2 separate regions of the Mus musculus genome follow, and region 2 is linked to region 1. The links are chromatin loops, found by intact Hi-C in ENCODE. Cell type or tissue: left cerebral cortex. All regions are shown on one strand.

Region 1 (5,000 bases):
GATATACAAGAAACTTTAAATAACACCTTGTATTCTATCTTACCACCACAGATTAAAACTGTAAATCGTCAACAACAAAACCAACAGACATCCTGCAGGCTCTATGAAACTGAACAAATCATTCTGAATGAAAAAGAGTCAAGATTAAAAAAGAAAGAAAGAAAGAAAAACAAAAAAAGCAAATAAGAGACTTTTAGAGTGAATGAAAATGAATACACAAAATATCAAAATCTATGAGACACAATGAAGGTGATTGTATGAGGCAAGATCATAGCAGTAACTACTAACATTTAAAAAATAAATGAAGACATCTTGTACTACTCACTAAACAGTAACCTTTGAGCCATTAAAAGTGAAATTATAAAATTTACAGGGAAAAGAATGGAACAAGAAAAAATTATCCTGAGTATGTAATCCAGACTCAGAAAGACAAATAAGGTACATATTTAGTTAGATGTGGGTATTAATTCATTGATATCCAAACTACAGTCTGTAGAACCAGAGTTCAGGTATAGGTATATATACCTAGGTAAGGGAATAGAAAAAACAGACAGATTTTTCTAGGGACGCTAAATAGAGCAGAAAGATAGTTATGGATGAATGTGCTGTTTGTGTGTATGTGCATGTATGTATGCATGTGTGTGTGTGTGTGTGTGTGTGTGTGTGTGTGTGTGTGTGTGTGTTTAGAAGGGAGGTAGAAAGATAGAATCAACTGGAGAAGAGGATGCAGGGAGGAAATACAGAGGGACAGCTAAAATTAAGAACCCTTTGAGTGGTAGTATGAATACCTAGTACAATAGGCACTTCATAAACTATATACATATGTGAAGAATTTCTAAAAGAAATCACCAAATAATTGGAGAGACAGAGTCACAACTGGGCATATCTTTTCACCAAATGAAGATAATTGTTCTGGGATTGTGTTAAATCTTTTTGGTTTGTTAACCAAAGAGGTCTTATGAAAATTCAAATCTTGGCAAGAAAATAGGTTGTTTTGCACAGACTGAAGGCAAAGATCTGTTGCTGAAGACAATACCTACATAACTCATTAAATTTGGAGAAGTCAAACTTGTGTCTACAGACAATTTTCACCCTTAGTGAAAATTCCCTTGGTAGAGGAATGTGCTTTCCATGCCACTGAAAGAGAAAGGTGAACAACAATCAGCTATAAAACCTTCAGTCTACACTGGCACCCTGACTACAAGGTATATGCTATTACAACGGTGGCACAAAACCAACCAATATATGATTTTGCTTAAAGCTTACATCATGAAAAGGAACCATATCAGCTTGGCAGCTTGGATGACCCAGAACCTGATATTAGATACCCCAGAGACCAAGGGTAAAACCAACTAATACTAGTTTAGTGAAAGAATGTGGCAGTAAGACAGTTCCTAATGATATTCTGCTATGCTCATGAATCAGTTTCTGCTCAGTCATTATCATTAGAAATATCCTCACGAGGCAGAAGGAAATAAATATAGGGACTGACATACAGGTAGTATGCAGAGATGAAGAGATCTCTGAACACTCAACCCTAAATGTGATCATCAATTCTCTCTTCGTTCAAGGCTCAGGGAACTCTGCTGAAGATGTGGCAGAAAGAATATAAAGGAGAAGATGGAAGACACCATGGAATCAATGTCCTCCAGTCAACAAGACTGATGAATTCATAGAGATTGGGGCAGCATGAATAGGCCCTGAGCAGGTCTGAACCAGAGGTCTTAGAATTGAAAGAATTGGACACATGTCCTCATCATTTGCCCAGAAGCTATCTCCAATTGATAACTACTAGCAAGTAAAAATTTTGTTTTCTCCAAGAGAGTTTCACTGGGAATATAAACTATTCTTCAGAGTAGGCTACATGTCCAGTAGTAGATGCTCAACAGAAACAAACTCAGAGGAATTTTGGAGGTTTCTTGTCACATAAAGTCATATTGGACAGTTTTGAAAAATACTATGTATACATATGTATGTATATATGTATGTATAGAAAGTATATACAGATACATACAGATATGTGTATATATATATGTGTGTGTGTCTATATATGTATATTATATATATGCTTTCTCCTCTCTCTCTTTCTCTCTCTCTCCCTCTCTCTCTCTCTCTCTCTCTCTCTCTCTCTCTCTCTCTCTCTTTACCCTATAAGTTTTTTGCTTTTCTATTATGGCTTTTGCTTTTGTGTTTTTATGGGATTAATGAGTGAGTGACCAAGTCAGTCCCTGTGACTTGTTTCTTGTGACTTATTTCTTAGGTTCTTTTCTTTCTGTTTCTTTTGTCCTATTCCAGTGTGTTCCTCTTTGTTTTACCTTATTATATTCTAGTTTAATTTATTATTTTCCTTTAGAAGCCTGTTTACTTTCTAAGCAGACACGAGACGGGGTTGGAACCAAATGAGAGGGGATATGGGTGGAGCTAGAGGAGTCTAAATTAAAGATATAAAAATAAAAACATACAACCAGGTGTCTCAGGTGTGGTGGAATATACTTTTAATCTCAGCACTCAGGAGGTAGAGCTTGGTCTATACAGTGTGTTCCAGGCAAGCTAGGGCTGCATAGTGAGACCTTGTCTCAAAAAAAGGACACAATGAACAAACAAGTTCAGCATCCACAAGTGGGATAAGAAGCAGTCACCAGAAACATCAGGGATTAATCAAGAAAGCCATCCTGGCCAAGGATACTTGTGAGCCCACTTTGAGTCATGATGTGCTGTTAATATTAGAGGAATTATCTTGACTATCTAAAGATATATAGCTAATACTAATAACATATATATGCTAGAGATACTTTCAAAGACACTTATTCTCCTTTATGCTGTGAAGAGTACTTCATAATGCACAATAAAGTGAAAATGTTTAACCTTGTTACAAATTTGTGCATATAAAATATTTTTTCACAGTGGCTAGCAAGTATGCACTCAGTAAGATTTGTTTGTGTGGAATCCATCTGGGTCTGCATAAAATAGTGGCAGAACCTCACTGACACTACATCTCTAAGGATCGAGGGCGGCAACCATGACAACCTGCAACAGAATATTTTCCTTGAAATAACAAGCAGCTTTGGGAAACAGAACAGATGATGTTCATCCTGCCAGAACTCAATCCCCTGGAAGGTTTCTGGCCTGTCCTTGTACAGCATAGCCTGTGAATATGGGATCGATATTCTTGATAGGTTCTCCCATGGTCCTAGCAAAAACTCAAATCTTCTTTATAATGTCAATGGAATGTCAGAGTTCAGTTTATAAAGGAAGGGGTGTATTTATGTATAATTTAGCAGATTCACCATGAATAATGCATTAAAATTTTGAATAACACCACATCTTGAGGCTTTGTGAGTCTCCTGAGGTTAAAGGTTTTTTATCAATGTCTTTAGGAGGCACCAAAACTATATTTCATTTCATTCAATCCAGCCATTGTTCATTTTTCTTAAGATTCCTCATTTCCAGAAATGTCTGTATTTAGAACACCTTCCATTTTAATATATGTAGATGTTAGTCAGAAAACAGAAATGCCCCTGTACAATTTCAGGTAGTTTTGCTTCCCAGAGTGACCACAGCTAGGTAAGCAGCATATCTTTGCAGAAGCGACTGGAGCATGCCCATATATCTGTGTCTCTTACACCTGTGCAGACACCTGTACTCAGGAAACATATGGGTGTCTCAATCTCTATGCATTGCTGAGCAGTACTGCTTCACATGGAGAATTTGACTTCACAAGTGGCATCTTTGAGGATCTTATAATAGAGCTGGTAACATATTAACAATCTGTTAGCAGTCTGGACTGTCATGAGGAAGAACCCACGCACAATATGAGCCATCGTTTATTTTCGCTCACACTGAGAAAAGACAACATTTATTTTAATAAATTAAGACACAGAGGACAAAAATAAACAGGTCTCGATGCATGGAGTAGGTCATTGAGAGTCAGCACAATGTTGTTGCTTTGCAACAAAGACACAGGGCAGTTTAGGAAGAGGCAAGTTGATTTTCACTTTTACAAATATAAGCAAACTGTTTTCTTGGTCACTCTGCGAGGAAATCCTAAGTACTACACTAGTGTTTTTGTTTAAACCGTGGATGGTTGATGCTATTATTGACAGTCCACAGGGATATATTTTCAGAGAGATACTCAGTTAGAAGCATGCTCTTACTAGCTGCTAAACACTGAGAAATTTATAATCCCTTGTGGGGAGAGAAAAGTGTAGAGCTGCATATATACATGATTCTCGAAAGGCATTTTAAAAGGGAGATTGCTTAAAGTCAGTGTATTGGTGCAACAGTAAAAATTGTTCAATTCCTCTACATCGAACAATTCCCATTACCTGTCCTGTTGGTAGTTGGTATTATAAGGGAATGAAGTCCATAATATTATTATGATCAGTGCACAGTCATCTATGGGAGTGTATTTAGACTTAATTTTAAAAGAGGTTTGTGATTCTTTATCAGAGGAAACACATTTATTCATGTGAAGATGAGAGATGAAAGGGCTTTTATACCCATTGTGTTGAGGTAAGAATTGGTTATTTGGAGTGGTTTTGGCAAACCATGGTGATGTAATTTCTATAGAAGAGCCATCATAAATGGGAATATATTTCATACATTATGGCTCTTCTAAGACCTGGGACTAGAGTAAGGGTCCTCATTAGTACAGCAAGTTTGTACAACACTACTACCGCTGAACTCCAGAATATTTGCACAGGATAGGTCACTTTTTCCAATTTAGTTTCCTTTTGTCTCGAAAATTATCAGGTTATTTACTTATTTATGACTCTTTCTTCAGTAAAACCCTTTCCTCCTAAAATACCATTATCCTTCGCTCATATACCTTCAGTTCACTAGTCTTAGAATCAGCATTCTGCCTGACTGGGGAGAATCCCAAAGGAACAGGCAGATTTGGGAGAATTCATAAATCCTGAGAACAAGCACAGACTTTCTAAGACTACAACAAGAACTCGAGTTTAGAGTTAAAAAGAAGGCGTGTGAGACTTTTAAAAACG
Region 2 (5,000 bases), 160 kb after region 1:
TAAAACTACTAGAAGATATAATCTTACAGCAAATTTCACGATACTCAGGCTCTACTATCTTCCTGCCAGGCATCATGTGATGCTTCCTGATCCATAGGTTCAGGAATTGAATTATAGATATATGCATTGTTATTGGGCTTCATAACTATGCAACGCAATCAGTTATGGTTTTCTATAATGGTCTAAATTAAAGAGAAATGTACTTGATGAGGAGTGAGAGAAACACTTATCTGTGGGTATAAGGACAAGCCAGCTATGATACTATGACCTGCAACCACAGCCATCATGAATGATAACCCTACAGGTTCAGCAATGACGACATACCTTAGCAGTAACCAACAACTCTGCAATTGAGCGTAAGACATGTTCATCAAGAGAGAAAACATGCCTAGTACCAAAATCCTAGTCAACTACCCACAGCTAAAGCCTCAGTACTTGGTAAAGAACCTATAATCAACTCTTTTTAAAAAGAGGAAAAGACTACATTGCAATTTCTCAAACTTCTTATCATGGGACGTGCTCTTCATAGGTAATACATTGTTGCAGTGTTTTCTTTAAAAACAAAAATGTATATTGTCAAGAAGAGCAAATCTAATTATGGATTCAGTAAGTAATTATTTGGTTATTTAAATATACTTTTCTTCTGAGTATAACCCAGAAGCTTGATTTATTACTGACCTTCAGCAATGATGATCCACATTATAGCAGTGAATTCATTAAAAAGACTATATCAAAGGATGCACATTGTTAAACTACATGTTGGGATTCTATAAGAGCTAGCATGTGCACATATGGACTTAGGAAGTCTGGGAAAGTACATCCTAGATCTCTATATGTTCAAACTAGATGAAATCACAACAGCAAAAAAGCAAAGGAAACATAGAATTTCACCCTTAACTAAGAAATGATTTGTAATTGATACCTGCTGGGACACAGGAAAATCAAATTTTCATGAGGAGTGTCACTGCTTATATCAATGACATTCCTGGGCAAACTACATGGCCAGGAGTAGTCCCAATTCAACCACCCTCCTATGTTCTTTGTTCGTTTAATTTAGTTTCTTTTGGGGGGCTGTAGAATGGGAGGAAGGGAGGAAAGGAAGAAGGGAGGGAGGAAGAGAGGGAGTGGGAGGGAGGAAGGGAAAGAGAGAGGGAATGGGAGAGAGGGAGAGATCATGAAGTTGGGTTGGGTAGGAAGATGGAGAGAATCTGTGAAGATCTGGGAGAGGGGAAACATGATAAGGTGTATTGTATGGAAAATTTAGATAAAGAAAACAGTGTCTGTGTTTCAGGGGTAATCTTTGGATAAAAACATGGATATAAATCAATTCAATGAAAGAAAGATGTGCTAAATGTTAAAATCAAGTTGGAAGTCATGGAAGCACAACAGAAGATCATTTAAAAGGCTTCACCAAAGCGATCTTGCTTGTGGGAGTCTAGAACTGACATAGGACAGCCTAAGATTAGACAGATAACAGCATCTAGTTTATCAGAAACCAAGTAAATCTTCTCATCTATTTTCCTCCTGCTCAAAAAGGGAGGAGAACGTGAAAACTCTGAATAACTTTCTCACATTACTATCATCATTATTTCACCTTTCCCCTGACAGTCTTCCCTCTGGGTTTTGTGTTAGCAACTTATCACTGTGAACACTCCTGGATAAATTACTCCACATGTATCAATCAAATCCCATTCATGTGGAAAACATGACATTTGGAGTTCTGAGACATTTTTATAGGGATCTTAGAGAATGGTGGAGCCACTTCTGTGATTCCACTAGCCATGTCTTACCTAGACTCCTAGAATCAATGCTAGATGAGTGCTGTGTAAAGACTTGCCCTTTCCACTTGTAGTAATGGACCTCTTGTACCAAAGGAATTGTATTCTATACTCTGGCTGCACTGAGATTGTGAGAGGAACATTACCATTTTTATGATGAGACAAACTCACTTTCTGCAAGAAACACATTCTCTTGCAGAAATTCTTGCAGAAATTGTTGAAAATTCTCTATCTTCCTTTCAAGCAAGGCATATTTTGGTGTGGTAAGTATCTTCTTTAAGACTATTAGCAGGTCATATAATAAGTGACTTTGAATGTTACAGATTAACAAAGAAATTGAGAAGGTACTTTCTACATATGATATTTTTATTTATATCATTGAAAAGTTACTAATTCTTTGTTTATGTTTGTCCATGTGTAGACTGTCACAGTATCAGGTAGCTGGAAGGAATTTTTAAAGATGGGAAACATAGGTTTTTTTAATTAGGTATTTTCTTAATTTACATTTCAAATGCTATCCCAAAAGTCCCCCATACCCTCCCCCCCACTCCCCTACCCACCCACTCCCACTTCTTGGCCCTGGCATTCCCCTGTACTGAGGCATATAAAGTTTGCAAGACCAAGGGGCCTCTCTTCCCAATGATGGCCAACTAGTCCAATGAGATTATAGTGTTCCTATGGACTTCACTTAGACAGTGGTGCCATTTCTGTGATTGCCTATGTAGTCATGTGACTGGTTAGTGGTTATCCAAGGACAGATCTCTGCTGTGGACAGACATGATCTTCCTATTACACTCACAGCTAATGAAATATATTCTGGATTTTGCATAGTCATGTTGCCCTGAGATTACTTCAGTGAAGTTGCCATTGGCATGGTGAGAAAAATCTGTTCCTGAGTCTGGGGAGGTCTACAGACCTGTGAATGTGTCCATCTTTGCTGAGAAGGATGTCTGTGTAAGAAAGCTGACTTAAGACAGTTCTCTGGCTGTACTTAGATGGCTCGAATCTTTCCAATTTCTTACTTGTAGTTTTCAAAAATAAGTGTAAAATGTGCTGGGAATGAAATATCCTGAAATAGGGAAGATCTGGCTGGAATAGTTTAGGCTCTATTCCAGTCTGTCCTACAGCTAGTGTCCTTCACCATTTTTAGACCAGTGTGTCATGCTTTTCCCTAGTTAGTTTAAAACTCATGTGGGCTGCTTTTAGGGGAACCTCAGCTGCAGGAGGATTCAGATGACTTCAGTGAGCCCATAGGAATCTTTCTGGCAGCTTGGGTGACAAGCTTGCCCAGTTTCCTAATATTGTCACTAGTTGCCTACTTGGAAGGAATAAGTCTAGATGCTGTGCATGTCTTGTTTCATTTGATCCAGGCATGTGAGTGAACCCACTTCATAAATCAATGACTGTTTAGCAATACTGAATTCACCAAGCTTATCAAATTTGGAATGTGTATGTGCTTTTTGTTAAGCTCTCATTTCTGTGCCCCACTTTATTCATGCGATTAATTCTTTCACATCTAATGGGAACCTTCTTTCCCCAAAGCTCATCCCGTTCAATTCTATCTGAGGATATTAACTTCTGATGCTCAGGATTAAACTTGCTTCTCATTAATTTTACTGTATTTAGCAAACCAACCTCTTCCTTGACTGCCCAGTGCCCAGGTGTTTAATCTACACCAATTATTTTTGTATATCTGAGGAGTGATTCACAGAGAAATATAATTCAGATTAGACATATGTTTATGTTCCTTTAAGGTCATGATGAAACAAAGCATTCTTTCTCTTTGTTGTAGCTAAGAAAACAGACATTCAGAATGTTTATTCCCATGAGAATCAACCAAGTAATTTTTTGCCTTCAGCAAGTTTTTAAAATGCTGCAATAAAATATTAATTCATAGCAGCTCTGTTAACAATTAAAGAAACAGGGACTATGAATTTGAGAGAGAGCAAAGGGTGTACATGAGGAGGGTTGGTGGTAGGAAAAAGAAGGCTTGGAATGATGCAATTATTGCTTCAGAAAATAAAGTATCAAAATATCGAGAAAATGCTGGCATTATTCCACTAACTAAAACCATGGACTTTACAGTATACCATAAGTTATACAATATCGTATATAATATATAAATAGCATATACTATATTAATATTTTTACATTTTCAATGTATGTTATTTAATGCAATCTTGTTATTTTTTTTAAAGTATATATTATTTTATTTCACATGTATGTGTGTTTTGCATACTTGTATATACTTGTACCCGGTACATGCCTGGTGTCTGTAGAAGATGGCAGAAAGAGCAGGATCCTCTGGAACTGGCATTAGGATGATTGTGAACTGTAACTGTATACCTGGGAACTGAATCTGGATTCTTTTTGAGAACAGCAAGCACTCCTATCTTGTGGACAGCCCCATAGCATCCTTTCTTCAATCAACATGGTAATGTCAGTTGTTAAGGTTATCACTATTAATTATCTTGTAAGTGTTGCATCCTTCAAGTTTCATTATATGAAGTTAATAAGAAAAATTAAGCATCTTATTTTTTAGTCTTTACTTGAAATTTATGCCTTGGAATATATACAAAACATAGACTAGACAAGCCTCTGCTTACTTAGATATTTTTACCTTAAGGTGCTCAGAGATGTTTCAGAAGGAAAGTTCACAGTATATATTTGAATTTTTAAACAATGTAATGAAATATGTAACTGTTTTCATTGGCTACCAGTTGTTACTTTAGAAAATGTTTTTGACATTTTATGAAATTATCAGAATTCTACCATATTTAATTCATTGTGAAACAACGCAACCTATTTTCAAGCTAATATTTGAAAGAAGAGAGGGAGAGCTGTATGTAACAAAACTATTCCAAGAGCTAAAGCAAAAAAAAAAATACATTATCTCTTGTTTTAGCTAGAACATTTCTTTACTTCTGGATTCCTTCTTAAATTCTTTCTACATTAAGTGGGTGGCGATGGGGATCACAAATTAAATGGAATTCTTATCTGTTGTGAAATGTGGTCATTGTAGTTGTTGATATACAACGAGAGAAATTTATCTTAGCATTATGTGTCTGCTACTTCCAAGAAGTTATTACTGAGAATGCAACACACTTGAAAACTGTTGGGCTGGAATATGATTGGCATGGCCTATTAGGTTTATTTTGATGGAAGCCCAAAGAAGTGTATAATTGTTGAACTTTGGCTTGCTTATAATTTAGCAACAATAAT

What was found. Peaks named below come from ENCODE experiments on the same cell type or tissue, not always from the same donor. Only the 100,000 strongest peaks of a DNase experiment are listed, where the experiment ranks them.
Region 2: a loop joins it to region 1, with 7 times the contacts of the local background. A loop is called at or near these places in 3 of 42 quality-filtered maps.

Annotation. Positions count from the first base shown.
Region 1 is chr11:41,488,441-41,493,440 of GRCm38, forward strand. No RefSeq gene overlaps it. Among named protein-coding and RNA genes, the nearest start is that of A230004M16Rik, 220 kb to the right of the region's middle. In left cerebral cortex, no CTCF peak of the experiment used is centred here; DNase peaks (open chromatin) are centred at 3,017 and 3,758; H3K27ac peaks cover 2,608 bases.
Region 2 is chr11:41,649,853-41,654,852 of GRCm38, forward strand. No RefSeq gene overlaps it. Among named protein-coding and RNA genes, the nearest start is that of A230004M16Rik, 58 kb to the right of the region's middle. In left cerebral cortex, no CTCF peak of the experiment used is centred here; a DNase peak (open chromatin) is centred at 2,925; H3K27ac peaks cover 1,189 bases.